Regions from separate parts of the Mus musculus genome. Here all the other regions are linked to region 6. The links are chromatin loops, found by intact Hi-C in ENCODE. Cell type or tissue: heart. All regions are shown on one strand. Region 1 has its middle 92 kb from the start of Mbnl1. Region 2 overlaps Mbnl1 (muscleblind like splicing factor 1). Region 3 overlaps Mbnl1 (muscleblind like splicing factor 1). Region 4 has its middle 36 kb from the start of Mbnl1. Region 5 overlaps Aadacl2fm3 (AADACL2 family member 3). Region 6 overlaps Mbnl1 (muscleblind like splicing factor 1).

Evidence for each region. A loop is a pair of places that touch in the nucleus more often than their neighbours do. Peaks named below come from ENCODE experiments on the same cell type or tissue, not always from the same donor. Only the 100,000 strongest peaks of a DNase experiment are listed, where the experiment ranks them.
Region 1: it touches region 6 in a loop (2.5-fold over the local background); 10 of 42 quality-filtered maps call a loop at or near these places.
Region 2: it touches region 6 in a loop (2.9-fold over the local background); 17 of 42 quality-filtered maps call a loop at or near these places.
Region 3: a loop joins it to region 6, with 2.6 times the contacts of the local background. A loop is called at or near these places in 19 of 42 quality-filtered maps.
Region 4: it touches region 6 in a loop (2.7-fold over the local background); 5 of 42 quality-filtered maps call a loop at or near these places.
Region 5: it touches region 6 in a loop (4-fold over the local background); 8 of 42 quality-filtered maps call a loop at or near these places.

What each region holds. Positions count from the first base shown.
Region 1 is chr3:60,406,471-60,411,470 of GRCm38, reverse strand. No RefSeq gene overlaps it. Among named protein-coding and RNA genes, the nearest start is that of Mbnl1, 92 kb to the left of the region's middle. In heart, no CTCF peak of the experiment used is centred here; a DNase peak (open chromatin) is centred at 2,760; H3K4me3 peaks cover 814 bases; H3K27ac peaks cover 1,201 bases.
Region 2 is chr3:60,502,322-60,507,321 of GRCm38, reverse strand. All of the region lies in intron 1 of Mbnl1 (muscleblind like splicing factor 1), which reads right to left. Among named protein-coding and RNA genes, the nearest start is that of Mbnl1, 3.6 kb to the right of the region's middle. In heart, CTCF peaks have their summits at 2,476 and 3,806; no DNase peak of the experiment used is centred here; H3K4me3 peaks cover 1,613 bases; H3K27ac peaks cover 1,627 bases.
Region 3 is chr3:60,514,412-60,519,411 of GRCm38, reverse strand. All of the region lies in intron 1 of Mbnl1 (muscleblind like splicing factor 1), which reads right to left. Among named protein-coding and RNA genes, the nearest start is that of Mbnl1, 16 kb to the right of the region's middle. In heart, a CTCF peak has its summit at 2,939; DNase peaks (open chromatin) are centred at 2,951 and 3,821; H3K27ac peaks cover 1,338 bases.
Region 4 is chr3:60,462,489-60,467,488 of GRCm38, reverse strand. No RefSeq gene overlaps it. Among named protein-coding and RNA genes, the nearest start is that of Mbnl1, 36 kb to the left of the region's middle. In heart, no CTCF peak of the experiment used is centred here; no DNase peak of the experiment used is centred here.
Region 5 is chr3:59,868,491-59,873,490 of GRCm38, reverse strand. Aadacl2fm3 (AADACL2 family member 3) reads right to left here. Exons shown (of 5, transcript NM_001243003.1): 4 at 4,479-4,650. Among named protein-coding and RNA genes, the nearest start is that of Aadacl2fm3, 9.9 kb to the right of the region's middle. In heart, a CTCF peak has its summit at 2,553 (motif pointing left); no DNase peak of the experiment used is centred here.
Region 6 is chr3:60,599,365-60,604,364 of GRCm38, reverse strand. Mbnl1 (muscleblind like splicing factor 1) reads right to left here. Exons shown (of 10, transcript NM_020007.4): 4 at 471-671. Among named protein-coding and RNA genes, the nearest start is that of Mbnl1, 100 kb to the right of the region's middle. In heart, a CTCF peak has its summit at 2,490; a DNase peak (open chromatin) is centred at 2,484; H3K27ac peaks cover 1,064 bases.

The sequences.
Region 1 (5,000 bases), 190 kb after region 6:
ATAACTCCTACCTAAAATCTCTTATTTCCTCCTCCACTACTCAGTCACTCTTAGGCTCAGAAGACAGCAGAGAGAATCAACAGATAGTCATCATTATAGAAATCCAAAGACATAAATTAAGTTGGGGAAGATAGAGAAATCTAGAGATCTAGAGAAAAATGTAGAGGAAAACACTTTCATGAAAAGTAAGATAGAGTAAGAATGCCTAAAGAGAGAAGATGTTAACAAGTAATGTAAACAAGAGTTTCTACCTTTTTAAGCGTTTGAAGACACCAGGAAGTAAGTATCCCTGCCTAGAGCTCTATAAGACATCAAAGAATGTGCAGGAGAAATCACCAAATCTATAAAGCAGCCATGTACTTCCTTTTATAATTTACTAGGATTCACATTAGGCACCCAATCCAGTATCACAGGGAAATCAGCAGGCTAAGGAATCTCCTTCATGAATTAAAAAAAAACATATTTGATTCTGCTGAGTCTAAAGGAATTACATTTGCCTATAGTGTTGCATATAAATTTAGGCAATGGTGCCTAAACCAGTGGTTCTCAACCTTCCTAATGCCGTGACCCTTTAATACAGTTCCTCATGTCGTGGAACTATAAAGCTGTTTTGTTGCTCCTTCATAAGTGTTGCTACTGTTGGAATGTAAATATCTGATATGCAGGATATCCGATACACAACCCACAACATGGTTACAACCATTGAGAAGCACTGGCTTAAATCTAGTCTGCAAACAAATAAGCAGCTCAGAATTAGAAGACACCAAAGGTGATCACTTCACAACATTGCATTGTGTACCTTTAATTAACATGCAACCCATGAAATATGGAATTTACATAACATTTGCGTTGCTATGGCCATTGGTAGCTCCCCTAGACAGTCTGAAAAGGACCCAATGTATGAGGCAAGATGGACTTGAATGTGGGAGGGCACTGGGGAAAGGTGAACAACATACCGGTTAAGCTACCCAATGAGGGTTCTTTAAAATCAATCTTTCTACATTAAAGATATTTGGAGATTGGAACCTTGACCGTAGACATTGTTCTCAAAGGAAGCAGGTTTCTTCCAAAGAAAGAAATTCTGCATGCATATTTTGACAAGATCTTTTATATTTGAGTTTAAATAATAATAAAAAAATCCTCTTCAGGCAGATTTGGAAAGTAATTTTAGAATGGCTTAATTTTCTTTTTATTAACAAAAACACAGACATAATTTGATTCATATTCCAGTTATGTTCTCTTGGCCACAATGTAGACTGAACATTATAATTTAAAAAGAAATTAAGATGATCCCTCAAAGTTTTCATAGTCATACTTGAAAACCCACACCTATGTAATGATGTCTGCAGTAGCCCACATGCTTCTTTTCATGTGAGCTGAAGTATGCATTACTACACAAACTAAAACTTCCCATAGCCATTACTAATTTTTATAGTTTGGACACAGTGGTATTCTTTTTCAACTTTTCTTACTTGGGTCAAAACTCTAAATAATTTACCTAATTGGAAATATAAGAAACTTAAAACATATGTACAGTCTCACTATATAAACTACTGGGCTTCGAAGGACTAAACTGCTCTCCAGACACTCAGTGAGTCCCATTTACAAAGAGCAATAACTTTGCAGGATAACAGTCATTTATTATTGTCATGATTTAGCCAGTGTCTGAGCATCTCAACTTTTCTTAAAGATTTTGGAGTTTTTAAAAATAAATTATAAATTATATATTGTCTTTGTAGTTCATTAACCAGAAAACAAAATGCATGATTACAAATCTGGTATTTCCATACTTGATAATTAACATAAAAAAATCCCATTTCTTACCAAGAAGTGAAAAAGGACTATCATGTTTCCAATTAAAGCTACATTTTAAAAATGCACTACATCCATGTATACAGCTGTGCATTCTGTAAATCATCTTAGATATCCTCAAGTGCTCTGTGTTGCTTTAGATTGATATTGGTGAACTGATCCTGTCAGCTGCTCTGGAACACAGCTGAGAACATGGGCCCTGCACTGCCCCTGTAACTTGTGATCTCACAACTTCTTTGGTGGGGAGCTGGCAAAAGGGATTGCTGTTACTATTCTATTTTAGCTTTTCAGTAAGTGCCAACAAACAAAATTATATTCCTTCCCTTTTATGGCTTTCTTCAAGGTCCTGGACAGCAGAGAAGGCATTTGTGAGGCAGGCAACATTACAGTTAGTGTTAAGTAGCTTATATTTTAACTGCAGGGAATTTGCAATCAGGTCTATACATATTTTGGTTCTTTCTCACAAAGTTACTTGAAAATAGGAAAGAAAAAAGAAGTGTGCTTTATCCCTATTTCTTTTGTTTTTCTTCTGAAATGAGATGACCTTTTAAGAACACCCAGGGAAAGTCTCCTAGTTTGGCAGAGACAGGAAGGACTGAGTCGGGTGGAGTGAAAACGAAAGTAGAGGCAGTCGACACATCTTATTTATATCAAATAATTTTGAAGCAGAAAAGAGAAGTTATTTTCTTTTTGTCACTGAGAGAGGTACTTTCAGCTTCTTCTAAAGGCAGACATGAACAGAGGCTTGGAAGGCATGCAGCCGCTGCTTGGAAAAATGCAAAGGTTTTTTTTTTTTTTTTTTTTTTTCTAGAGTCCTGGTAGCTTGCCACTAAAAACAGTTGCTGCTCCAAGACGTCTGTGGCTCATGCCAGACATTCTATCAACAAAGCAGAGCACTATGGCCTCAGACATGTGTGTGGACTTTTCATGAAGACAACAAAGTGATCTTTAAGATAAGCACGGAGAGCAGAGTCGTGCCACTTAGAACTGGATCAGGAGGGGTCAGCTGGGACCTCTCTGTTCCTGCTCTGATCATACATCCAAAGATCCACTGAAGGGGAGGGACAAGGGCAATCAGCCAATGCTGTGTTCATTTACAGGATTATCACGTTACCTTTCTGGTTACCTTTCTTCAGACGTTACATAAGTAATGTTCTTTAACACAGAAATAGACAGTTTCAGGGATGACAAGAGCTTCTGTTTGCTGGTTAGGTGAGTGAAGTTCACAAAAAGCAAATATGACTGCAATCATGAGCTGCCTGTGAGTAGAGACTTGAGAGAGAGATTTGTTTCATGAAGCAATAAAATATAGTTAAATATGTTTACTTTCAATGGTAAGGAAAGCTTCTGTCAATGTGTATTCCACTTTAGATCAGAAGCAATATTTTCCTCCTGAAAAAAAATACCTCCTTTATCATAGAAATATAAAGACATGAAAGTTTCTTTTATTCCTAAATTGGCTTAAAATATTTCTAGAAAATGGTTTCTGGGTTGAAGGGATGGTTCATTGGTTAAGAACACTTGTTGCTCTTGCCTAGGACCTGGGATTGGTTGCTAACATCCACGTGCCAGTTCACAAATGGCTCTGTAACTCCAGTGTCAGGTGATCTGATGTCCTCTTCTGATGTCCATAGTAGGCACTGTATTCACATGGTGCACACACTGAAAGCAAAAAACTCATACCTGTAAAAATATCTAAGAAGAGAGAGGAAGAGAGAAAGTGAGTGCTATTTCTATAAAGATAAAATGGCATGTCATTGTCATTGAATATTTCTATAGTAGCAATCAACAGCATGTAACTGAATCCAGTCTCTGTGTCAGAGCAGATCACAGTTTGGCCACTTTAAGTGATTCCCCCACTGAAAGCCCTCAGCTATACACTGGCTGTGCCTTTCCCCAGTTTCTAGGTTGAGAAGTATCTGTTTTGCAATCAGGTCTTCTCTCATTAGTCCTGTTTTTCTAGTAATGGCAACTGAAATAGATGCATGTGGTTCTTTCCCTAGGGGGATTATAAACACGTAAAAGAAGGAGGCATAGGTGTATGATGAAATATTGTGTAACCGTTGACTGCTATGTTGCTATTTTCTAATGGCAAAGGAAAAATTACATCATATGACTTGAAGTGAAACAAACATTTAGAAAACATTTTTAAGCATACAAGTCACACACACACACACACACACACACACACACACACACACACACACATATATATATATATATATATTACATGACTTATAGGATTTGGAGATTTATTTTCTTATTTTTCTTTTCCAAATAAGTGGCTACACTTTTTTTATAATCAGCAATCTGTGTAAGTAATTATGAATATTAAAACTAATTTCACAGAAAAACGTAACAATTGGATTTGTGAACCGTGATGAAGCTGTGTGTTTTCAGACCATGTAGCTTACCGAAAACTTGTTTTCTAAGGGGAAGCCGAGAAACAAAGGAAAGAGATTAGCAAGTAACACTCTTCACGTGTCTTTGCTTTCTCCAGAGAAATCTAAGGAAATAACAAGATACAGTTTGAATTTTAGATGTTTACCATGATAATGCTTATATTATGGACTCTTAAGACAAGGGAGTGAAAGGGTTTAGTTTTGAAAGGGTTTTTCTTGTTTTTGTTTTGTGTTTTGTTTTGTTTTGTTTTGTTTTTTTTTATATAGACAGAAATTAGAACTAGGTACAGGATTAATTTAAACACATTTTATTGTTCTCAGTTTTTCAGCAGAAGAAAGCCCACATACATATCAGGGAGCAAAATGGACATTGGAGTAAGAGTGGCCTCTTTAATTCCTAACTGCCACACTTACCAGATATGTCACAATGGCTAGCTCAGATCCTCATCATAAAAGGCTACACAATGCTGTTTTATAGGCAATAGTGAGGACAAATGAGAAATGCATTTAAAGCACTGATAGACTAGACCACGGCCCACAGTTGGCTAGCAATAAATACTGCTTTCCTTTTCTGTAACTGCAGCCTTGGGGACCTGATGCACTCAGCCGCTTTCTCCCAGGACTTTTATCTATGGCACAAGCATCCCGTAGATGGCAGGTTATACTTTCATTCTTAGGGCCAGATAGCCCTCCTCCTTTCTTCCACCTGTGGTTTGTTTCTTTCTTTGTACTTTTTGCGACCCCCACTATGAAATCAAACATATCCACTATGCTGAGTTTTCCACT
Region 2 (5,000 bases), 97 kb after region 6:
ATCATAGCCAGAGAGATCTTTATTATTCTGCCTATAGTGTATTAAAGAAGAGAATTTTCAAAATAAACTTGGATATGGTATTTCTAAGGAGTTTTTACATTCTTTCAAACTTAGCTTTTAAGTAAAAATTTAGTAAACAAAAAACAGTGAGTAGGCCTTTTGAAGAAGATGAGCAAGCTGAGTATAGCCAACACTGCGCTTCCCACCAACCTTCCAACAGCATGTAGGTCCAGCTGCTGATTCGCTTGACCACCTCTCTGCTGTCGGTCTACTACTGAGAGTAAGGAACTACTGGGCAGACAGCATTCTTCTATGGTCAGACAAGATGCTGACGTCTCAGTTTTACTATCCTCAACAATACTAAGGCATGACTGTTGGATAGAAGGTGAAAATGCACAGTTGTAAATAGTCTGAAAATTCTAGCATTAAGTCAAGCTTAGAAAATATCTTGGATGATAATGTTTACAGTCTGTGTATTACTGCTTTGCGCCTTGCTTTGGCATTCTTAGACTTCAATACAGTTCATGCTTATGCTATGCACTAACCTGTAACTTCTGTAAAAGTCTTTTAAATTGTTTCCTTGTCTCTCATTTTTTTTAACTGTGAACAGATGCCAATACTAGAGTCCTAAGAGAAATCAGACTTCACCAAGCCTTCCCAGACTGCTTCTTAAAATGGCAACGATGTTGCTGTTTTTTAGTCTACAAAATATTACTCTCACCTGAGTTCAAAATCATCAGATACTCTTTGACCTTCTTATTTCCTTCATTTGAGTCCAGAAACCTTAGAGATTGTAACTGTTTATGTAAACCTTGTTACCCATATGCACTTCTCCTTGCCTGCTTATTCTGTATCTTAAGTTTCATTTTCCCTAACAAAATCCCTTCTCATTTGGTATGCTGAACATGGAATGTCTGTGGTATATTATAAAGCTATCATCAAAACCTAGGTAGAAATGTCTCCTAATTCTCAATCTAGCTTTTCTCTGGTACAAATTCTCTAAATCCTTTATTACCACAGCTGCCATTTTGGTTTTCCTGACATTTGCAACTATACTGCAGAAGCTGTCCTGTTTCAGTGTCTACTGATGTTAATAAACAATCCTGCCAATATTCTAGCTTAGGTCATTCGGGAAAAATATTATACAATATATATAGCAAAATCCTCTGTGTAAATGTTACATATAAACAGAAAGAAACATTACTGGATGGATGCAATGAATGCTGCAAAGGGTAAACTATGGTAAAGCTGGGAAACTAAAAGAACACTTTGCGCTTCCTGTTACTTATTTATCTGGAGATGCACTCAGTCAGAGCTGCATCAGGACTTTTCATTGTCTTATGCAAAGTTCTATACCAAGCTGGGGATACCAGCTTACTCAAGCAATGGATTAGCATCTGCTGAGATGTAATGCTCTGTACCAAGCAAACAGGAACCCTTCTGTATCATTTTAACTTTCATGAAATACCACTGTATCATTTCAAAATTATATCTTCCCTTTTTTGAAATATATATTTGATGATATTATGGCTTCCTGTAGTCTTCAGATGATGTGTCCTGTACTGCTTAACAAAGAATAATCACAGAAATCTAGAGAGAGAACCTTTGAAAAGTGGGGAAAGTACAAAACAGAACCCTAAACAGTCTACATTTTAAAAAGTCTCTCAAAGACTGTTGCATCTCACAGGCACATGTGACAAACAACTTTCTAACACTGTGTCATAGAAAACAGAGATAACAGTCTGCTATGTTTTTTTTTAAATTTAATAATATGTATCAAAACATAACCATGGATATGCTAGGACTTTTATTTCTCCCAAGAATATCGCAGTGTTTACATAAAAATATAAATATGAAAACACTATTATTCATCAGTTTCCCTATCTCAATTCTTAAAACAAAAAATGTCTATAAATATGGTATATGTCAATTAATCCTTTCCAAGGAGCTGCTTTTCAATTAATGAATTCTCCATCCCTTGCCTAACAGGCTTCATGACTCATCAGACATGAACACAAATTAGCAGGAATCCTCCCCCTCCTCTCTTCCCACCACAGTTGTTTACAGTAATATGAAATATGCCTGTTTCCACAGAGTAGCCATGCACCAAATTAGGATGAATTCTCCCTGAGGCTCCATTTAAGATATGGCTCCACCATGGGCAAGGGGGCGGGGAGGGGAGAGGCGAGGGAGGGAGAGGGGAAAGAAGGAGGGGAAGAAAAATAATAACATGTATGCCTTTGATATCCTTCAGGAAAATATGAGCAAACATAACTTTGCATGGCTAAAAAAAAAAAAAACCCCACAATTTTTTGGCCTAACACTCACTTTGCAAGGCAAAGTGTACTTCAGTTATGAAAATATCTGAAAGGAATGTGCCCGGACAATGCCATTGTGCTCTGTTTACAGGCAGATGCTTTCTCAAGAATAAATACTGTGTGTCAAGGCACAGGAATGCCTCGGAGCCCATAACTTCAGGACAGAAGTGGAACTTCCTCTCTCCTTACAGGCAAAGCAATGCCCACTCTTTACAGGTGAAAATCGTTCATTCCTGTAAGCTGTTTGGCTTTGTTTGGTGTCTTTATTTTTTAAGGAAGGTCTGTCATAACAAAAGAAAGTACATATTAGGCACCTGAAGATAATTGCTGTTTACCGAACACTATTTTAAAATAAATGTCACTGCCTTGCTTCTGTTTGGTAACTCCAGGACAATGATAAGTACAGTGTTTCTAAACATCTCGGGGTAGCAATCATGCCTATTCTGGCCTCTGCGAGGTGTGAAGCTCACCCCCCTAATTATAAGTCTCTCTTTGTTAGCACCACCTCATCATTAACTCTCTAAGCTAAATAGTAGTTTGGAAGAAATAAAAATAGACGTATGGTAGTATTCCTGCCCAAATTTTGGTTACAATGGATGAGAAAGACAAGCAATTTAGTTTCTGTGTATAATAAGCGCCTTTACCTTGTAAAAATAAAAATCGCTTTTGGTGTATTTTGACTAGCGAACTCTAATTTAAGCTTTTTCTCAAAATACTGCTTTCCTGCTTTATTTCAAAACAGTGCTGCCTCACAGAACATAAGCCATATTTGTTATATCAAGTTTTCTAGTTGTTCGGGAGGAAAAGTAAACAGAAAAGGAAATGGGAAATAAATATAATAAAATGCTCTATCAAAACCAATACTCAATACATTATCTCTAAAACAGTTAACATAAGTATAATATAATATAATCGAGTATCTTACTTTCTTTGTACACATTTTTACAAGCCAGCATGCATTTTACAGAAAACATCTCAGTACTAGCAGCATGTGTGGCTAGTAGCTCCTGTACCTTGCAGCACTTTCCCAACTTCCTGGAAAATGGAGTTTTTGATCTAGAAATCCAGCCCCTTTAAAACCTTCCAATGCATCCTGTTAGGACCCTAAACAGAATCAAACACTTATTGAACTTATTTTGTTCATTTCTTCTACTGTCCTGACCATCATATACAGTGCTTCTCTAATGCCCTTTAGAGGAAAAAAAAACCAAACCAAAACAACAACAACAACAAAACAACAGCAGCAGCAGCATCAACAACAACAAAATCCTTAACTGCCTATTCATTTGGGCTTACTCCAAGCAAGATCTGAGATGTTCTCTACTCTGAACACCTACCTAACGACAAGGAGAAAGCCAGAAGACCTTTTTGTCTCCATAAACAAATCAAATACAAGACTAACGATGGTGACATCGATGGGGGAGGAGGGGGACAATATGTAAAAATTTCTTACTTACAATAAAAGTCGGAACTATTATATAAGAATGGCGCCCTCTTCCTCAAGGAAAGCCATCACTGCATGTTTCTACCCGCCTCCTCCACCCCCAAGGAGAAACCTTGAGATAATCTCTTCTTGCTCTGAAAAGAACCAAGTGTTTCATTTCACAGGAATTCTATGCCCTGAGCAAGAACAGAATGTTAGAACCAAAATGTAATGAATTCCACTTGGAGTCTGCCTCGGATGGGGAAGCACACACACAAGCAGCCGTATCCCAAACCATGTAACACTTTGCTTTCTCTTTTGGCATGTGCCCGAATACTACTAGATGTGGATCTGATGCTCACATTTGCTCTCAGTTACAGGAGAAAAAATATTAAATGAAGCTTATGTGAGGTCTGTCTAAGTCTCTCCCAATAATAAAATGTGTCTATGATGTATGATGTCTTCAGTGGTGGTGCAATTTTAAAACAAATGAACTGGTTTCCTGGGGCTGAAGCCAACCTGTTCTATGAACACAACCTTCAACTAAGTAGTTCTCACTGAGGAAACTCTGCATTAAACATAGAAACATAAAAAACTATGTCTAGATCTTGGGGAAAAAAGTGTAACCCTGTACAAATACAAGAAACTGGAACATGATGGCTTTCTTGAAAGCTAGTTTAGCTGTCACCAACTTTTAAGGAGGCAAAGATGGAAGTGACAGCCACGTGCTTTCTCCCGCTGTGAAATAACTCATTGTCTTCAGGCTACCAACTACATAGTTAACACATCTGCCTCCTGAACTAAATTGTTCAAGGATTCTGCAGTCCTTGAACTTTCACTTCAACTTATCTTTGGGGATCAGAATTTTATCTTACAAATAGGACCAGGTAACAACACCAACATTGTAAAGCCATAGACAGAGACAGCCTGGTTTGGAAAGTTATGGCCTAAGTAAGTTCCTTGTATGAACACTGTGTTGAAACCCAGGAAGGAGGTCTAACATGCCCACTAGTGTACTATTTCAAAGCATGCTGCAGAAGACCTGCGTATCCAAAGGCCGTAATTATGACTTCCCTCTCCTTGAATTAATTTGTTTGTGAAATAGCTCAGAGTGTTGCAGACTTTATTAATCACTTGCTATGGTCTGTGCCTGTGCTGGTGGACACAGAAACCTAAAACAGTGGCAATAACCTTCCAGGCTGCTTCTAACTTTGTTTTTAATCCTGGGGATGCATACCGCACATAAACCCATCTTAGCA
Region 3 (5,000 bases), 85 kb after region 6:
CTGTTGACTCACACTTTCAGTTACTAAATAAAATAATTCATATGCCTAAGTATTGGAAGAGAAATGTTAAGACTTGGGATGATTAGGTACCAGAATATGGGCATTTCTACTTCTCCTATTCTTGTTTTGATAATGAGATTTTATGCTGTTGTCAGGATAGAAATCAAAGGAGATAAAAATCAAAGAATTTATCAGAATTTGGTACTTTCTAAAAGAAGTACATATTAACCAAATTAGCAGGGCAGTTTGAAATCTGATCCCTTTGCTAAAGAGGAAAAACTGCTCTTCCCTAATTACTTTAATTGCACATAAGGTTCTGTGCATTCTGGAAAAGCTGTAACACATGAAGAAACATGAAAAGCGGACTACACCCTGTTAATGAGACAGTGATTAAAGCTCCATGAATTTCCACCAGCATCATACGCTCTTAAAAACCAATGACCACCTTCCCGTGGCAAATCAGAACACAACCATATTTAACAACAAACTCAAATCACTGCCAATGGTTTATTAATTCCAACACTTACTTCTCTGGGATATGGATGGATCAGAAAGAACTTGGGCTACCTGACTCAGTCAGTTAGGCATCACTATTAAAAGAATGTATTTCTGGGACATATATGTGTGCTGAGGCAGGAGACTAAAACCCTACAGGTTTACCATCTCCATGCTATTCTTTCTCACTTAAAATTTCTGCAAATGCAATTACCAAAAACAAAACAAAACAAAACAAACAACAACAACAAAAAAAAAAAAAACCCAAAATCTGAAAGGCTACTTTCAGTCACTGCTTACTGTGTTTCTACTTGGTCATTTCCTCAAATCTTAGGATATATATATACTCTGAGAGGAGAGAGTTGTTTAAAGACTTTGTGACATGTCTTTGGCTATATTCTATCATCTGCTTCAGAAAGCTAGTGCACTTTAAACTGTAACTATTCTAAGGTAAACCTTCACATTACTAAACACACTGGATACTAAATAATACAATTCATTATGTCTCCAAACACTTATGCTTCAGTCTTGTCCAATAATTCCCTCCAAGAAAGTAGGCAAGAAGAAACCTTAACCTGTTTTTCAAAGTCCTAACTAGATGACAACACGGGGCAGATTAAAACAATAGTCTGATAACAATGCCTGAACTTGTTCTATTTTCCTATCATGTGACTGTCCAATAAATGACTAAACAAATATATATATATATATATATATATATAAGAGAAATGCTTAGGTTCTTGTTAAAGAAAACATAATCCTTTAAACTTCTTTTCATAAGAACTTTATTTCCATCAATCAAAATAAAATACACCATGTTCTATATTATCAAATAATATTTTATACTGGTATTTTTATTTTATTTTCATGATGTATTGCTTGTTTTCCATACATATAAGAGATAGCTAAATTTATTATCTTACTCATTTGTGAACAACCAGTTGACATGTGCATAGCTAAGTGACTGACTCACTGAAGTCTCCTTAGGTAACCAAATGGAAGAACATGAACTCAAACTCGGGTCCTGTGTTTTCCAGTGTAAGATTTTGTTAAAACACACACTGACAATTTCCTAGCAAACTTAGAAGTGATAGTGATAGAAAAGCAAAAGACCGGAGGTGAGTGTTGAGTGCAGTTAGGTACCCTGAAGGGCCCATTACTGCATCACTGGCTGTTTGCTTGGAAGTTTCCAGTTGCTGCAGGGGGAGGAAGGGAAGGAGGGAGGGAGGTGAGAAGGGAGAGATCTCTTGCAGAGCTCACCTTCCCTATCCATACAGCAGAAACCAGATGCCCATCCTCACACAGAATAAGAATACTGACAGCACCATAGCCATCAGCTCTTCCTCTACTGTACTGTTTACTCTTTTGAGCAGAGCAGAGTTCTAGTTACCCAGTAGCTGATGGTGAGGCTGACCCCTGAGAAGAGCTCTTTGAGTATAACATTGATATTTAACACTCAACACCTGGAGCCTGCTGGCCCTTCAGGGCTCTCATCTGAGAAATTTAACCCCTGTGAGCAGAGAGCATACCCAGGGACAAAGCAGAGAGCCTGCTAGGACCATCGCGAGTGAGGAGACACAGAGTACTGATCTAAGTGAGCCACTAAAACAGTTTACAGAGCAGCCGAGAAGATGGAATGGTTTAAATCAGCCATATCACATTAATTTTAACAGCTGAGAAAACCGTAAGAAAGTAGACCAGGGAGAAAGCAGTGTTTGAAAGGCATACTTGACCTTTTCTAAATCCACACTACACTAATTCTTAGAAAAAAAAAAAAAAGATAAACAGCAAATTGGTCTATAAAATAAAAACAGAAAGTCAAAACAAACACAAAAATTAAAAACTCTGGTTCTCAAGTCCCAAATATCTCCTTGGAAAAACCCTGCAGGAGCTCCGGAGCTATTCTGCTAACTTTGCCACATAGTCCTCCTGTCCTCCTTCTTTCTCTTACTAAGTTCCTTCCCGCCCCCCCCCCAAAAAAAAAACCAAAAAACAAAAACAACAACACATTCAACTCACAGTGACCATATTGAATGAATAAACCAAAAAAAAAAAAAAACAAAACAAAACAAAAAACAAACAAGACAAAACAAAACGCAGAGATGGGATCATCATGTGCACTGCTTAATGTCTTCCGATCACCCTTGAGATGAGCTCAGGGAAAACGGAGATCTAGCCCTGGAGGGATCTGCTGCTCATTCAAGGACATAACTAACAACTATTATCAAAGGTGAGAAGTACACAGCAGGCTGAGGAGTTAAAGAGGTCAGAGGAGACTTCGACGTGGGCAACAGATCTAGGGTTGAAGTGGAAGAACAGTTTTGGTTTGGGGGTTTGGGGGGCAGGGGGAGCTTGGTGTTGCTGTTTTGTTTTGTTGGGGTTTGTTTTTAGATTCAGTGCCTGGGACTGAACCCACATCCGTGCACGTGCTAGTCAGGTGCTCTGTCACTGGGCGGCAGCACTGGCACAGGAAGAAGGACTGTTTCATCAGGCACAGAAAAGGCAACAAGACAAAGGGCAGCCAACAAAGTCGGGCCTGGGAATCCCGGACCATGAAGACCACAGACTGGACTCTATGGAGCCACTACAAGCAATGGGGTTGGCCCCAGCTCTGGGCTGGGATCAAGTCCGAATGGGTCAGTGCCCAAGAACTCGGCGTGTGCTTCCTGAGTGCTGAGAATTCATCCTTCCCAACATCCAACCCCCAAGGGCTGAGCAGCTGCGTCATCCCACTGAGTATCTAAGGGTTAAAAGTAAAACACAGCACAGGGTAGGAAAAAAAATCTTATTAAATAAGTCGGATTCTTGTCTTAACTTCCTAGAAATCTTGCTTTAGTTGCAGCAGAGTGGAGATAAATTTAATGCTTGGTTTCATCTCAACTGCTCTAGTCATATCTTCCCTTCTAACCAGTTGTTCTTTTACAGTTGTGTTTGATGCACACTTTACTGTAGTAAGCCAACGCGATTTTTAAAATTGCTTTTGTTTTGATGAAGTGCATCATATATAAATAAAACTAAAGCAAACTCTGACCTGTTTATAAAACTGGAGGTGAATAACAAACTTTTAAAAGTTAAGAGAATTTAAAAGTCATCAATTAAGTAAATCTCATTACTCTATAAATATTTCAATGAGAGTCATAACCAATTAGAGCACAATACCCAGTTACTGAAATTGGCAATTGCTCTGAACTCTACAGTCCCTGGGTTCAGCAATCTATGTGTTCACCCAGCTATCTAGTTTGACCTTCCCTGTGAATCAGCACTGCTACTCTGATGCCAAAATGACCTTCTGAAACTTACAAAGCTTCCAAGGCTGCAGATATTTTCAGCTGTATCAGCCTGGCTGTCACAGAGTTCTGCATGACATTGAGTGGCAAAGCTGGCACCTCCTGCACCAGCCTGACCTTTTAAACTCATGAGATGTTGCTGCCACTCAAAGTTGGATTTTCTCTTTCTACATAATTTTATGAAGCTGTTCCTCTTGGTTAATTGTCAGGTAGTGATTCTAAGCATAAAATCTCATTTTTCTTTACATGAAAATAAATATATTCTTTTAGGCACATATAGTAAATCTCTCATCATCACACACTTTAAATAAATTTTAATTTCAACCTATAAATTATAATTTTGAAATTACTGAAAACATTAGAAATATTTAATATACCTACTAAGTGTCAGTATTGCTATAATGGCCACTATCAAATTCTTAAAATTTCTATATTTTACAATATATTTAGTATCCATGTTGACTATAATGCATTCAAGGTACAGTACAATTTCAAGAACAGAGGGGCCAATGTCAGTACACACAGCAACAGCTGCATGCTTAATTTATTTCCTTTTTCTCTGATATTTTAAACAGGAACACTGCTGTTTATTTCCCTTGCTAAACACTGTATTAGTGTGGAATTTTCAAACCTAAGCATCGTTATCTATAAAGATACAGCTCTGCAGTTATCTTTGAAATTGTTGATACATAAAGGGAAATATTAATACTATTATCAGTAATGAAAATATAAGTAAATCGGTTAAAATTAATGTAAGTGGAAGAAAATGGAAGTGGAATTTAAGTCACTAAGGCATGCTAGGAAGGTTCTGAATAACAGGAGCTATCAACTGTTTGATGTCAATCTTTCCTGAGAGCACAGTTAGATATTTACATATGCACACATATATTAGTGTATTTCTATTTCCTTCTATTTAGAGGAGATAATGTTCAATATTGTTATAAATTTTCATTAGTAATACAAACGTGCAAAATGACTTAACATTTCAATACAAATCTGTAAACTAACCCATTAATGGGAGAACCAATCCCTTTGACACATTCATCCTGTTCCATTTTAGCTTCAGTTCCTCGGATACTTTGTCATCCTTTATAGAATATACAGGGACATATGGGTGTAACACAAAACTGTGTATGCACCCCACACTCATGGAGATGAAGGAAACTGGGGAGGGAAGTAAAAATATTATTCAGATATCTCTAGTAATTACAGAAGAAT
Region 4 (5,000 bases), 140 kb after region 6:
TTGGGTCAAGAAGAGATGTCTTAGAAATTTTCAGTTTACCTTCCTAATCCAAATAGAAGTAGATCATATTTTTATTTTTTATGTTCACAGCCAACTTCACTGCATATGCTGCATACACACAGCTACCATTTCATAGACTGCTCATTTGCTGATCTCACTCATTTGTATCTTGGATGTTTGTCTGATCTTTATCAACTGGAAGGGTTAAGAAGTCATTCCATATTACTGTGTTGTACTCATTCGTTCTGGTGCTGCTATTATCATTTCTGCATCATTTTAAAGGTTTCTTCATTACAATTGGAGCCTTGTGAGATAACCCTTATATCCTTTGAAATTATCCCTGCTCTCTGGGGCAAGATACTTGAACCAACTTTGTATATTTTCTTCCTGAGATCTAAAGTTAGTTACTTCTCTAAAGAACCATGGTGATTTTAGGGAATCACAGTTAAACCCCTGTGTAACTTATTACTGCTGAGCTATTGATAGCATTTGGATTAAATTTGCAATAAATAAATCAATATTTAACAAGACGGTTAGAGATGTGACTTATTGTAAAGAGCTCTTATAGAAGACCCAGATTTAATTCTCAGCACCTGTGTTGGATAACCTGGATCTGGCACCTCCAGGGTCTGCAAACATCTAAATTTATGTATATATACCTACAAGTGCATGCATACACACACACACACACACACACACACACACACACACATTCATCATAATTTAAATAAACAAAATAAATATATGAAATATTTTAATTTCATCTATTTGCCAAGCAACATATTCTTGAAAAGCACATGTGTGTGTATACATATTCACACAACATACACACACACACACACATACACACACAAATCTCTGTCTGTCTGTTACTTTATAATATGCATGGCTCTTATGCATCTTTTAGTGCACTAAAATAATTGAGGTTAATAAGCTCAATCTAGGAAAATACCTGATTTTAGATTAAAATTGGGCATTATTTCAATTTAAAAGGACATTTTGATAAAGAAAAACAATAAAATTACAATTGTCATTATTCATGTTTAGGATGTTCAAAGTACCTTTCTAAGAAATTGTAAGTCATATAGTTTGGAAGAGGGTCACAGATTCTTTGTCTTCATAATTTCAATCCTTATTTACTATCACAAATCTCTCTTCCTCTGCTATTTCTTCTCACCTTCCATTCCCCTCTCTTCTCTGCTGCAAGTCAGGAGTCTCTTTACAAGAATCTAAACTCTGGAATGCTTAAAAACCAGAAACTTACCTGAGGACTGACATAGTGTTAAGAGTGAAAAATTCTACTCTTCATATGATAGAGCATAGTCAAAATATTGTTTGAAATTGTCTTCAGGATGTATGTATAAGGGATGTGTGTATAAGGGATCCATGAGATGTATAGGAACTGTGAGTTTAGACCTAGGCCTAATCCCACATATATCATCATGTACAAGCAAATCGTCTCCATATTTCAGGCCAGGTCTATTCATATGACCTAAGAGCATCAAGGAGCTGGAGTGATGAGTCGGTGGACAATGCACTTATCCCACACGCGTGAGGACAGCAGTTTGGATCATCAGAAACCTCATAAAAGTGAAGCTGGTGTGGGATCTGCCTGGAGTCCTAGTCTTTCTCAGGTGGAGAGAGGGAATTATCTAAGGAAGTAGATGGCTAGACCTGTGCAAAAGATGAGCTCTGGGTTCAGAGAAACTCAGCCTCAGCATATAAGGTGGAGGGCTATCAAGAAAGACACCATGCATCAACTTTGTGATTTTAGAAGCATGCTTTGCACACGTAGGGATGTGTAACCGTATGTCCACACAAGCAAACCCAAATACACACACACACACACACACACACACACACACAACACACAATACACATATACATTTACGAAAATTTATCAAATGACTGTGCATATTTCCTTGTAAGGAGATTTCAGTTAAAGTAAAAGATACTCTCAGTTGTAACCACTAGTTCTTTCCTAAGTGCAATTACATGGGATTCTAAAAGTTCCAAGGCAGCACTGTTTTGGATGCTATCTGCACAGCTAAGTGGTGAGGTGTGTTCCTCTGGTTCACAGATTTTAATTTGAACTTGCTAAGGAAATGCTTTAACATTTTAACGTTTATATATTTCCTTTGCTTTTATTAAGTGAATGCCTCGAAAAGGAAGGCTTGGCCTGATATTCTCAATCATCTCTGACCTCCTATTTTATTTATATACTGTAAATCAGAAGTTTAGTACAGTGAGATGCTCAAAGGACTGGGAAGCTACCAGAAATAGAGAGCAGAGAGAAGATGTAACCTGATACTTATGCTGCAAGCATTGTCCAAAACTAATTTAAGACATAAAATTGGACAAAATTCTATTCTACTTTGTCAACTTGTTTTTAAATTTTTTATTATAATAAAGATTTTAAAAAATTAAATCTGTTTGAAGTAATATTAAAGATTTATAGTCATTCGTCTACTTTATTTTTATGTGCAATTTTGTAAGGAGTAATAAAAATCAAATCAATGGGTATAAAATCCATGAATAGTCTTTGTGCCCTTTACCATCCTGTTCTTTGGGCCAGATGCTGACTCTCCATTCCTTGCCAGGATGCCTTATTCTCTTCCTTCTGGCTGACATTGACCATTAGAAACATGAGCATTGGGTGCAGTTGAATTTTGAGTACCTGTATCTTCATATTTCTGCTAGTGAATATATTCAAAAGTGATTAGATTTGTCCACCAGTCCCCGGTTTGTTTCTATTCCTTACTATGACTCTGTCTAGGTTCCCACAGCACGGAACTTTCTTGATGTTCATGGTTGAGATGGGACTGACTGTCTACCCAGGCAACCTTCCAAGTGCTCTGTCAAGCCTTGTGGACTACTCATGCCAATAACTCTAGGTTCCTTCTCTGAATACCTGAACTTGTTACTTTTAAGAGCACTACTTCAAGGAGACCTCATTCAGGGTGAATAGTTACATTGGGATGCAATCAAATTGCAGTTTAACTTAACACATCAGAAAGTATACAGTTTCGCGGAAATGCAAAGGTGCAAGGTTAGGGAGGTACGCTAAGTAAGTGGGAAACAATCACTTAACTAAGTAAATAAATAAGTAAGAGTATGTGGATATTTGGAAGGGACGATTAAGGTGAAAAGTATATGCAGTCAGAGAAAAGGTGTAATATTCACCATGTGATATGAAGCATGCTATTTTGGTCATATCAACTCACAGACTGGGAAAAGTATTGGCAAACGAGTACTGCAGATATAAGCAAGAGTACCTATGTACGATGCAATGGAAAGGGCTTAGAGCATCCTCTGAAAACAACAGAAGAAATCCAAACATGAACGCAGAACTCAGGATTGCATCCATGCTTAGCAAACAGGCTCTAGTTTCGTTCCACACCCCAAGAAAACATAAGGTGACGGAAAGAAAGAACTCCCAGTGTGTTAGCTATGGGCATCTGCACCGTTCAAGCCCATTACTGCTTGTTCCTTGCAGAATCTCTGAGATATTTCTCGGAGAAGCAAGTCCTTGCTGGATATGTGCTAAGGGATGGTGCTTCTAGAACTTCTTAGCATTGCTGAAAACATGTGATTACTGTCTGCAAATGGATTAAATACTTTCCCTTTGTGAAACCTTTGACTGGTTCAACAACAATTGTATGATTCATGCCAACAAGAAAGATACAGTACTAGAAATCCATGCTCTTCTATTAGGAAACTCTGAGGAGCCATGGCAACAGGAGAACCAGGAAGAGAAAGAAGATTTGAAAATGAACTTTAAATAAACAGGTGACACGAATAACAACAAAGTATTTTATTTAAGCTAATAGTCTAACAGTGTAATGATATTTAACAATAATATAAAAATGTAATAATAGGTAGAAATACACAAAATCATGTTATTTCCACCTTTAAATATAAATTTAAACCACTTAAAATGATACCCAATGAAAACTTCAATATTCAGTCACACCAGCCTCATTTCAGTTGCCCAGTAGCATCAGGCAGCATTATTCTGCACTGTCATTTCTAGAGTATAACAGGAATCAGCTGGGAAAAGATGCAGGACAAATTTTGTTCCAGTGAAAGGATGCTAGGAGCTACAGCATCCTTAAAGGTTTGGGTTCCTTACTCGGGTTAGCAATGATGTCATTCCCTAGACTCCTGTTGTACACTTAAGGTTTTTATGGGCAACAAAGCTCACGCATTTAGAGAAGGGTAACCAGGAATCTCATCTTACATCCTCTATTGTTTTCTTTCTGACATGCTGCATGTTGCACCCACCATATCACTGAGCTACACCCCAGCTGGGCAATCTCATGCTGAGTAGGGGTCTCTCAATACCTTCTTTCTTTTGTCCATGTCAAGACTTGGAACATTCCTATCACTGGTATGTTATATGTAAATATATTAATTATTCATCCAAAAATTGCTGACCCAACCTGGATCCTCATCATTGTAGGATATCAAAAATTATGTTTGTATAATAGGACCATTAAATTAAAAATGCAAATAATATCCCTTTTAGTCTTATAACATATATAATATAAATATTATACATTAAAATAGCTTTCAATTTTTAATTTGGTATACTTAAATGTCTTTAAATTAAATTTTCTGATTGACACTTCATTTTTTATTTTTGTAAATATAAAATATTTTAAGAATGTAATATTTTTTATTCTGGAAATTTTGTTAAATTTTAATCAAATGCATATATAAATTCTAAGTCCTAGAATTGCTTTAGGAAATGAATTATACTTTAAAAAATTCAAATTTTTCTTCCCCACTTCTTTGCTAAGAACCACTTTTTTCCATAAAGGCATTTCAAATAACTGAGCAGATTTTTAGATAGTAAGTAAAATATTCCCCTCCTGCCAGCTGGATGAAGAGAGGTTTGCTATTTCTATAGTAAAACAACGACAAAAACCCTCATATGTATGCATAACAAATAATATACACAACACAGTAAGTAGTACGTACTGCAGACTAGGGATCAG
Region 5 (5,000 bases), 730 kb after region 6:
TGCATTAAAGACCATGTGTCAAACTTTACCATGTGTCCTAAAAATATATGCAGTTTTGGAGCTGGAGAAATAGCCCAGTCAATAGCACTGGCTATTCTTCTAGAGGTCCTGATTTCCATTGCTAGTACTCACATGGTGGCTCACAAATGTCTGTAACTCCAGCCAGGGGATTGAGTGCCCACTCCTGCCCCTTTCAGATTATGCATGCAAGGATGATCAACTAATACTATTTTGAGCTTTCTATACTCTTAAAAAATGACAGATTGCAGTCATACAGACAGCAATTGCAGCATACAGTCATTGCAGTCATACAGACAGTATTTAAAAGCAGGTAGCAGCTACTTAACAAGTATGTCTTGTAATTAATATAGGCAGTGTGAATAAATGCTGCACAAGCCCATGGAAGAAAGTTGAGCCTTCAGGGAAGGAAAATACTCTCATATTGAGCCTCATGAAAACATCATCCAAGAATGAATGTGCCTGCTTGAAAATGATCATGCACCAGCATGTATTTCTTATCCTATATACAAACTGACTAAAAGAATATAAGTAAGGTGAGAATATTATTCATTTACAAAATGACTCAAACTAGTTTGCAAAGGTCAAAAGATAAATGAAATGTGATAACATGTAATTCTACCCTTGCTATGTGGACAAACATGAAATTGTTTAATTAATACTTCCTTTTTAATTCAGGACACAAAAATAATGTCACATTCAACAACATGACTCCTCATTCTGAAACTTCATGAAAAATTATAATTAAGACATATGAGCCTAGTAAGCTAGAGGATTAACTTAAAAAATGTAATACTCTTCCTCAGTAAAGTGGCACATTTTAATTACTTCTTTTATTTTTGAATTTATAATATAATTATATGATTTCTATCTTCCTTTTCCTCTATTGAACCATCTCTTATATGCCTCCTTGATCTGCTCCAAATATATGACTCCTTTTGTGTATGTAATCTCTAACATTTTATATTGGTTTTCAATAGCATGGTTTAGAATAGTGTAACAACATTTTTTAGTGGTGGTACATTAGAGATCATGTGTGAAAGTGCAGCCAAGGACGTGTCAAAAGCCCTGTTTCCAAAAGGACATCGTGTTTGTTTAAAAGCTCGGCAGCTATAATTTAAAATTCTTAATAATTTCTTTTACATGCAGTTCTATGCCATTGAACTTAATAGGACAGTGAATCATGTAGATGAACGCAGGAGCTGACATGTGTGTTTCACTGATGCTGGCATGTAAATCCCACAATAGCTATTTCATTACAATAGCATATTTAATTCTATCCATCTCAGACTTTGTTTTATTTCTCGGCCCTTTTAAATTCACCAGAATTCTGAGCCCATGTTCCAGATCCGAATGTTAGATGCTAAAAAACTGAAGATCCTGAAGATGTAATAGCCTCAGCTTCTCCTGAAATTAGAACTTGCTACCAATGAAGAAGAAGCAACAAATGAACCCCTTCACATTCTTTCTTCCTTATGTAATTTCCCATTTTAACCATTTACAGGGCAACTAAAGAATGTGAGAAACTGGGTGAGCCATAGTGCTGTTACTACCTATCCTTTGTTAATTTGCAATAAGCAGGAAGTATAGATGCTGATGGGATGTGCACATTCATCCTGTAATGGAGATAGTATCATAGTTGTACTAGTGACATAATCTGTGCTCACTTCCACTCCTCTGCTAGGTATAAAATACATATCTAAGCACAAGACACACAATGCCAGTGATTCTGCATAAATGATAGAGTACTCTCATTGGTATTTAAATGACTGCTGTGAGGAACGTGTGTTAGCTGTTAAAGTTCTTGCTTCACAATGCATTAGAACCAGAGTTTGGTTCTCCAGAACCCATTTATGTGACATGTGGGCCTGTAGTGTGCTATTGCAGCCTGGGAAAGCAGAGCTGGCATCATTAAAGTAAGTTGGCTAGCAAGAACAGCCAAACTGGTGAAATCTGAATTTGATTGAGAGACGCTTTCTCGATAAAGAAGGTGAATATCAAAGTCTATATTGTAACACTATAATATCCTAGGAATTTTAGAAATGGCACAGACAAGACTCTATAAAGATATGCATAGTTTAAGAATATAATATAGCTTAAGATAGGATTTTATCATATTTCTAAAACAGGAACTCTTTAATTTTTCTCAATAAAAGAAACAGAAGAAAATTGAAGAGGAAAATCATCATTGACGACAGGTGTTCTAAAGATTCAGCTCAGATTCAGCTCAGTATCTTTGGTCAACCAATAGAATTATGAATTAAAAAGAAAAATATTCTGCAGAACTAATTAGCAAATGCTATTAATAGCTCTTGGAAGTTCTAAAATCATATACTCTTTTATTTTCCAGTAAAAACATATTATAATTTGCTTTTAATGACAGAAATGTTGTCAAGCTGTAGAAATGTGCCAGCAGTTAAGAGCACTTACTGAATTTGTAGACAATCCAAGTTTGAATCCCAGTACCTACATGGTGGCTCAAAACTGTCAATAGCATCACTTTCTGCGGAATACATTGCCATCTTCTGGTGTCTGTGAGCGTTGCATGCACATGGGATGTAAACATTCATGCAGGCAAAAGCACTCATACATGTAACACATGATAAAGTTAAGTAAAACTTTAGAAGAAAAAAGTTAAAATACAAAGAGATGTAAGATCATTATAAATGTGGTTATGCCCTTCCTGTAAATATGAACTGAAATACACACATGCTTAGATTTCTAGTGTCTATGAAGATCATTAAATTTACTTAGCAAATAATAAGTGTCAATCCTTAAACATCATTAAATTTGACTTCTCAAAGTCTCACTCTCTCAAAGAAGCTATTGATTTTTTTTATGTATGCTGGGAAAGGAGGAGTCTGTTTACTTTAAGGATGTGGCTCCAGGTGACTTCGCCTTAAGCGAAACCGAAATATCCAAGAATATATGGGCAGCTCAAACTATACTTGATGTGTGTCCTGATTAGTTTTTGTCAAATCAGCACAAACTAGAGATATCTAAGAACATAAAGCTACTTGGAAAATGTCTCTATATGATTGGCCTGAGGCAAAACTGTGGCATATTTTCGTAACTAGTGATTGCTGTAGGAGTGCACATCCCATTGTGGACAACACAGCTTGTAGGTGGGGTGTACTAGATGAAACTGACAGAGCAAGCCATGAGGGTCAAGCCAGTAAGCAGCATTTGTCCAGAAATTTGAAAATCTCTTAAAGACTCTATCATGGCCATTTATGTGATATTTTGAATTAAGAACCACTAGAGTGAAATTTTTTGGTTACTTGGAACAATCAATACTGATTCTTCCTTCTTGGAATACAAAATTATTTAATTAATTTATCATTTTGCAGGATCCCACAGTAATAGACTTTGGAGTTGTAGATAGACTTTGAATAACTTATAGTGACTGAGCTGTCAAAGTCTTGGGATTTGCAAAGATCGTGGGACTTTAAAGTTGGAATGTGTTGAATATTGGTATCGCAACATTAATGTAAAATATTAGGAATAAATAAGAGAGGAAAGGCTAGAGTTGAATGATGATCTGTTTCTGTGTCGAAGTGACAAAAACTCAATTGTTCTGGCTGGTTTTGTTTTATTTTGTTTGAAAACATGACAAAAGCTAGATTTATGTGACAGGAGGGAACATGAAAGAAAATTCCTCTGTTAGATTAGCCTATGGGTGAGACTATGAAGTGAGCCAGGAGGAACAAGCCACTGGACACCATTTATACATGTCCTCTGCTTCATGATTCTTTCTGTGTGTCTTGGAGAAATGTAAGCAAACAGCTCCACCCTCCTGCTCCATCCAGAGATAACCCCCCTCCCACTTCCATGGCTTTTCTACCATGATGTAGTGTATCTTGTCACACCATAACTCATTTCTCTTTTAGCTGCTTCTTGTCATCTTTTCTAGTTACAGAGACAAGAAATCAATTAATACACATCAAGTACAGTGATACCAACATCACAAGAAATATTACAATTGACCATTAAAATATTAACAGTAAAGCTTATATTAAATGGTAGTTCATAGTCCTTGGAATATTTTTAAACTTGGTAGGCTAACTTGAGAAGAGTTTAAAAGGAGGATATTACATAGTTTCATGGAAGACCTTTTGTCTAGCAAGCACACAACATTGGACATTGGATTCAATGCTCAGTAAACATGCACATACACACACACACACACACACACACACACGTACGTACAGAGATAGAGATAGACAGACAGACAGATAGAGATAGATGGGAGAAAGAGAAGGATTATTAAATCCTTATTTATTATTACTTACTTAAAACCAAAACTAAAGCTAAAATCATGCAAAACAACAAATTTACTGGATTATTTTACATTGTATAAGTTATAGTTTAAAAATAATAGAATCATAGCATCCAGACGATTTCTTTCATTTCAGGGCTAACTGGGCTGGTTTCTATCAGGTATAATATATATAACATACCAGTTGAGTCACTGTTGCTGCCAAGGTGCCCCCAGAACTGTCTCCTGAAATACAGATGCGAGTGGGATCCACTCCATATTTTGCAAGAACTTTATCCTGAAGAAAGAACTTGATCACAAAAATGCAATCTTCAAGGGCAGCTGGAAATAGATGCTGAGGAGCGAGCCTGTAGCTTTAAAGGTACAAACACATACACAAACAAAGCCAGTGGAGAAATTATGGTTATGGTTATGTTTTCAATTATATCTCAATTTTCCCAGATTTTTTTTAATTAGCCCACTTTGAACGTTTAATTCCACCAACTAAACCTGGGCTTACTAAAAGTTTCAATTTTAAAACAAGAAGTAGATTCTGGTTTAAAGGGTTTGTGATATCGTTTCTATTGGGAGAAGAGTGAGAATGGATGCATCTTTGCCCTCAGAAAATCTGTAAGCTTCACCAGGCCCTCAATAGAGACGGGGATTCAAAAGCAACTCATGATCATTGATTAGATAATTCAAGGAATTTAAAATTAGAAAATCT
Region 6 (5,000 bases):
AGAGGTTATGACAACATCTGCAGAGAGTTTTGTAATAGTTCGTGCACAGCAGCCAATGTGTTCCTGTTTATGAGATCCTCTGGACTTCAGTCATTTATTTGTTCACTCCAATAATCATTATATTGTGTTGATGACTACAAGAAACATTCAAGAAGCAACTGTTCTGGGCCAAACATTTTTTCTAACTCTTTGAGGTTTGAGCATTAGCATCATGTGCAAGATTTTAAGGATACTAAGACAAAGTGGAGAAACAGACACGCTGATCCCAGTTCCAAGCCCTCCCTGAGGAACCTAGACATAGATGCTGACTGATTTTGTAATTGTTGCATTAACCAAAACAGCATAACCATATTCTAGCAAACTTGCACAAACACTGAACCAAGACATGTTCATTCAGTTTAAAGTCACTCTGGCTACAAACACTTGAAGAACTGTAATGGAAACTATGAAGGTTCAACTCTTTATCCTACCTCCAGTCTGTCTGTCCGCATTAACTTCTGTGCAGCAGCTGCGGCAGCTGCTGGCACTGGAACTCCAGGATTCCCCGTGACCAACATTGGTGCAGTCGGCAAGATCTCTGCTGGAACCAGGCTTGGGGAAACAGGCCCCAGGTAAGGGTTAAAGGCTGCTGATGCACTGGTGGCTAAGCTTGGTGCAACTGAAAACATTGGCTGCAAATTGAAACAAAAAGCAAAACTTAATGGCAAGTCTCCATTCCAAATTGATACTCTACTTACAGAGTTATCATTTATTCTTCATCTATCATTCATTCTTTCTTCCTTAACTTCTATTTAATTCTGTCTTTAATTTAGTCTAAGAAGATTTCAGTATACTGATATTTGCTAAGTCATTGTTTTTCTCCAAATCTAGCAGGCAGAATATGCATTCATATCTCCAGAGGGGGTTCGAAGATTGGCATCTAGAATACTTGTGGTTTAACGTCTTAAATATCTTAGTACAGACACTTGTTTGTGCTCACCCAGTCTCCACCTTTGTGACTCAATCCTAGAAATGTGTCTGAGAAACACACTGTGTAACTGCTGTCAGATATAGTGGAAAGGTCTGTTCTCAAGTGTTAACAGGATATAAGTGCCTATCATCTGAGCAGACACAGATGTCCCAGGGGATCACAGAGCCCCACAGCCAGCACATTGACCAAATCTGTGGGCTGTGAGAGGTGATGATTACACTGTCTTTTGAGCACAGAAGAGATAGCATTTGGCCTGGTCACTTGATGTCGGTTTCTCAGAAGAAAGGTTCAGTGTTCTACAAGCCCATCCCATACTTGTGGGGCACTCAGCAATGGAAATTAACCTTCTCCAGAAAATGTCTGGAATGTGAAGCCTGACAGAACATTTCCCAGGAAATGCCACAGAATTATTAAAAAACATGGGATGGGCTGTCAGCGGGCAGGACACACTGGGGTGATGCTACTGCATTCAATGGAGAGAAGCCAGGGATCTACTATGTGTAAATGGCATTCTTTAATATGAGAGCATAAGGTCCCAAAGGACTATACCATGGTTGAGCATCCATCCTACATGACAGCTCTGCATTGTGTACACATCTGTACTAAGAACAATATGAACGATAGACTATTTAATGTATACATTGATTCACTGGGAAAAATTTATAACATAGCATAGCTCACACTGATACATTCACCCTAACATAGCTAGTCCTCCAAGCATGTGCTTTGAACACCATGTTTAATTACTCTGACAGGTCTGTGGCCCTTGACTAATGAAGTAGCCTAGAATAAGTCTTTCCATTTCAAACCTCAAGCCTATTCCAATGCGAAGCAGCTGCCCTCAGGAAATACAAAAATTCCATGTGTATTATGAAGAAGGATCCATGTGTAAAACTGGGTCCAGTGGCATTTGTCTCTCCACAAAACCCTGAACAGCAGCTAACTTCAGGCTTTCCCTTTGTGTGCTAGAGGCCAGGGCAGCACCATGACAGGGTCAGTCCTGCATGGTGATCATGCATTAAACTTCTGTCCAAGAACATTCTAGGCAAATGTGTGTTCTGTTGCACACAGTCAGATACAGGGTATGGAATCTCAGACCACATAGAAGAATTGTTATAAATTTAGCAGAGTCCTAAAAGATTGAAAGCTAATTAATATCCTTTCTCTTTGCATTCATAGCTGTAAATTAAAATGAGTTCCAAGAAAGCCCACTTGATACTTACTATAGCAAGCTACTGAAATGTTTATGTCACTGTATACTATAGGAATTACTTAAGGCAAATGCCTTCATAAAGACATTCAGGATGAAGAAATTTTTCCCTGACTTGACACAATAATGACAGCACACCAATAAAATCAGCCTCGTTAAATCTCACCAAGTTAAATACAGTGAAAACCTACATATGGATAGAATGTAGCTGTCACCAATTATGAACACTGTGTTAGGGGTGGGTTACAGCTCAGAGTGGATCCTAATGTAGGAAAGCCAGTGACCATGGCCACTCCTGCATTACCGGAGCTGACCTGCAGAGGGCTCGTAAGATCTCAAAGATAGGAATGGCTGCATTGGTATTTGAAGTCTTCGTTTCTCTGAAGTAGGGATTGAATAATGTCTAACTATGTAGCTGGTATATTTGATACTGAGTGCATCCTTGCAGCAGTGACTTATAGATATCTTTGTTCCAATGAAGGTTGGTTTAGCATTACCTTTCCAAGGACATTTTCCAGTTGCTAATTCTGGGGCAGTTTATTTATCACTTGTTTGCTTTAAATGAAGCATTCTGCTTACATTACAGTTATTAGGCTTCATTATAACTGAAAATATTATTCAATTTCACATTACCATCCTAGTTAACTACACAAACATGATTATTACTAGTAATTCCCTATCCCGGGCAGCCCACACTGTGATAAGTGCTTTACTTATGTTATGTTTAATTTTTTTACTATAAGACTTTCCTTTCTTTGGCCTCTTTGGGAGGGGGGATGTCAGGAGAGTAGAAGATATCTCTTAGTTCCCTTCTAGGTTCCCACCATACAAAGCAATGCCTGGTTACAGTAGGCATTCAGTGAATGAGCTGCCACTTTGTTGGGGATTATTATGTTTATTTTCTAAAGAAGATGCTCACGAATGTTACATGTCTACCACTATAAATGAATCAACGGAAGGTCCTGGATTGGGCACATTTGAGTCTGCTTCTAGTCTGGTTGGAAGTCTGTTTCTCACATAATCACCAAATGTGAATTTAAAATTCCCTAGAGGAGTTTTATCATGTTATAGTTCGACCCCTCCTTGTCTGAATTCCCAGGAAAGGTATCTAGGCGGCAGTATTTTTGAAAGCTTCAGGGTGATTCCATTTCCATGTATTTAAGGAAATAGATTTCTTTCCGATTGGACAGAAGGTTTCTAAGTGGTTTCTTAGTGGTTCTCTTTTTATGAGTATTTATGAGTTTCTGTCCACATTGCCTGCCCTCAGCCTACCTGTCTGACTCCTAGGTACGCTTCAGGAAACAGAACTTCTCGACGCTTCCCAGGGAACCACACCACTACACTCTGTCTCATAAAGCTCACCCGCATTGCATGTAGCACTGACCCTGAAGCCATTCTTGTTTCCTCTGCTCCTACTTCCCGGCACATGGCACTGTAACCACCTCTGCAGTTACTGCATAACATATTCACTGCAGATTTGCTAGCTGATTTTTCTTTGCCAGCAAGAGTAGCAAATGCTTTATATATTTTCTAGCACAGATATCTAGATGGTAGATTTAATTATATATCCTTTTTCCACCTCAGAATTTAGCTGTTACTTTATAATGAATATTTCAAAGTTTATTTTTTCTAATTTTTATATTAACATTACATCTTAAGTATTATAACTATTATTCTGAACACTGCAAATATCACAAGGCTGTTTATTTTAAAATGCTGAAAATAGTATGTTTTTATAAAAAAAAGAAGGGTCATATATAATGATCCAAAACTTATCATTTAGAAATTTATGGAACAGAAATTTTATAAGTCAGTTTTTCCTAGGGTGTGTGCATGTGTTCGTATATATGCTTCATAGAATGTGAGTATGTATACATGTGTATGTTCAGCAGAATATGTGCATGTATACATGTGTATGCTTAGTTGAATGTGCACATATGTACACATGTATATTTAATAGAATGTGCATATATAGAGAGAGACATACACTTAGAATGTGCACATGTATATATATGTTCAGTAGTATGTGTACATATGTATGCTTAGTAAACTGTGCACATGTGTGTGCTTGGTAGAATGTGCATGTGTACACATGCATGCTTAGTAGAATGTTTGCATATGTATATACATGTATGCTTCAGTCAAACTTGTAAACAGTGAAATGCCAAGCTCTTTTAAATCCGTAGGACATCCCAAGTATGGGCAACTGTTTCTAGGCAAGCACCATGTTGTAAACAGATACAGAACTAGTTTTAGTGAATTACTGTTTAGAACAGCACTCAGAGCTAACAGGTATTATGAATAAACCCATATTCAATTTTGTCTAAGAATGAAGCATTTGGCTGCTGTGGACTCTACTCATAGCTTGTGAATGGGAAGGGGAAGGAATTCATTCTTTACCCTGATTCACTGTATCCTTTGACCCAGTTTTATTGAAACAAACATTTAAATAGTGAAGTCTCATTTAAGACCTTCTCAGTATAAATGAGCACAGGTCTATTCTTACAGTTCAGGGACTGATCACAAACCTGAAAAGTCAGACTGACTGATGCATGGCAAAACAGATGACAAGTCACTGTGGCTGATGTAGAAATAGTTTTCTGGGGACTCTATAGAATGAACTGGCCATAACGTCATGAGGTGGGTAACAAGACAAGAAAGCACAGAAAGTACTGGCAAGTTCTAGGTAGTCTGGGAGTCGGACAAATAATAACTTCAAAGCCTTCTTCACCTACTGCCAAAGAACCCTGGGAATATGAAAGACTGCCAACGTCAAGGTGACAAAGCCACTCTTGAGACTTGAACTGAATCTAAGGCCTC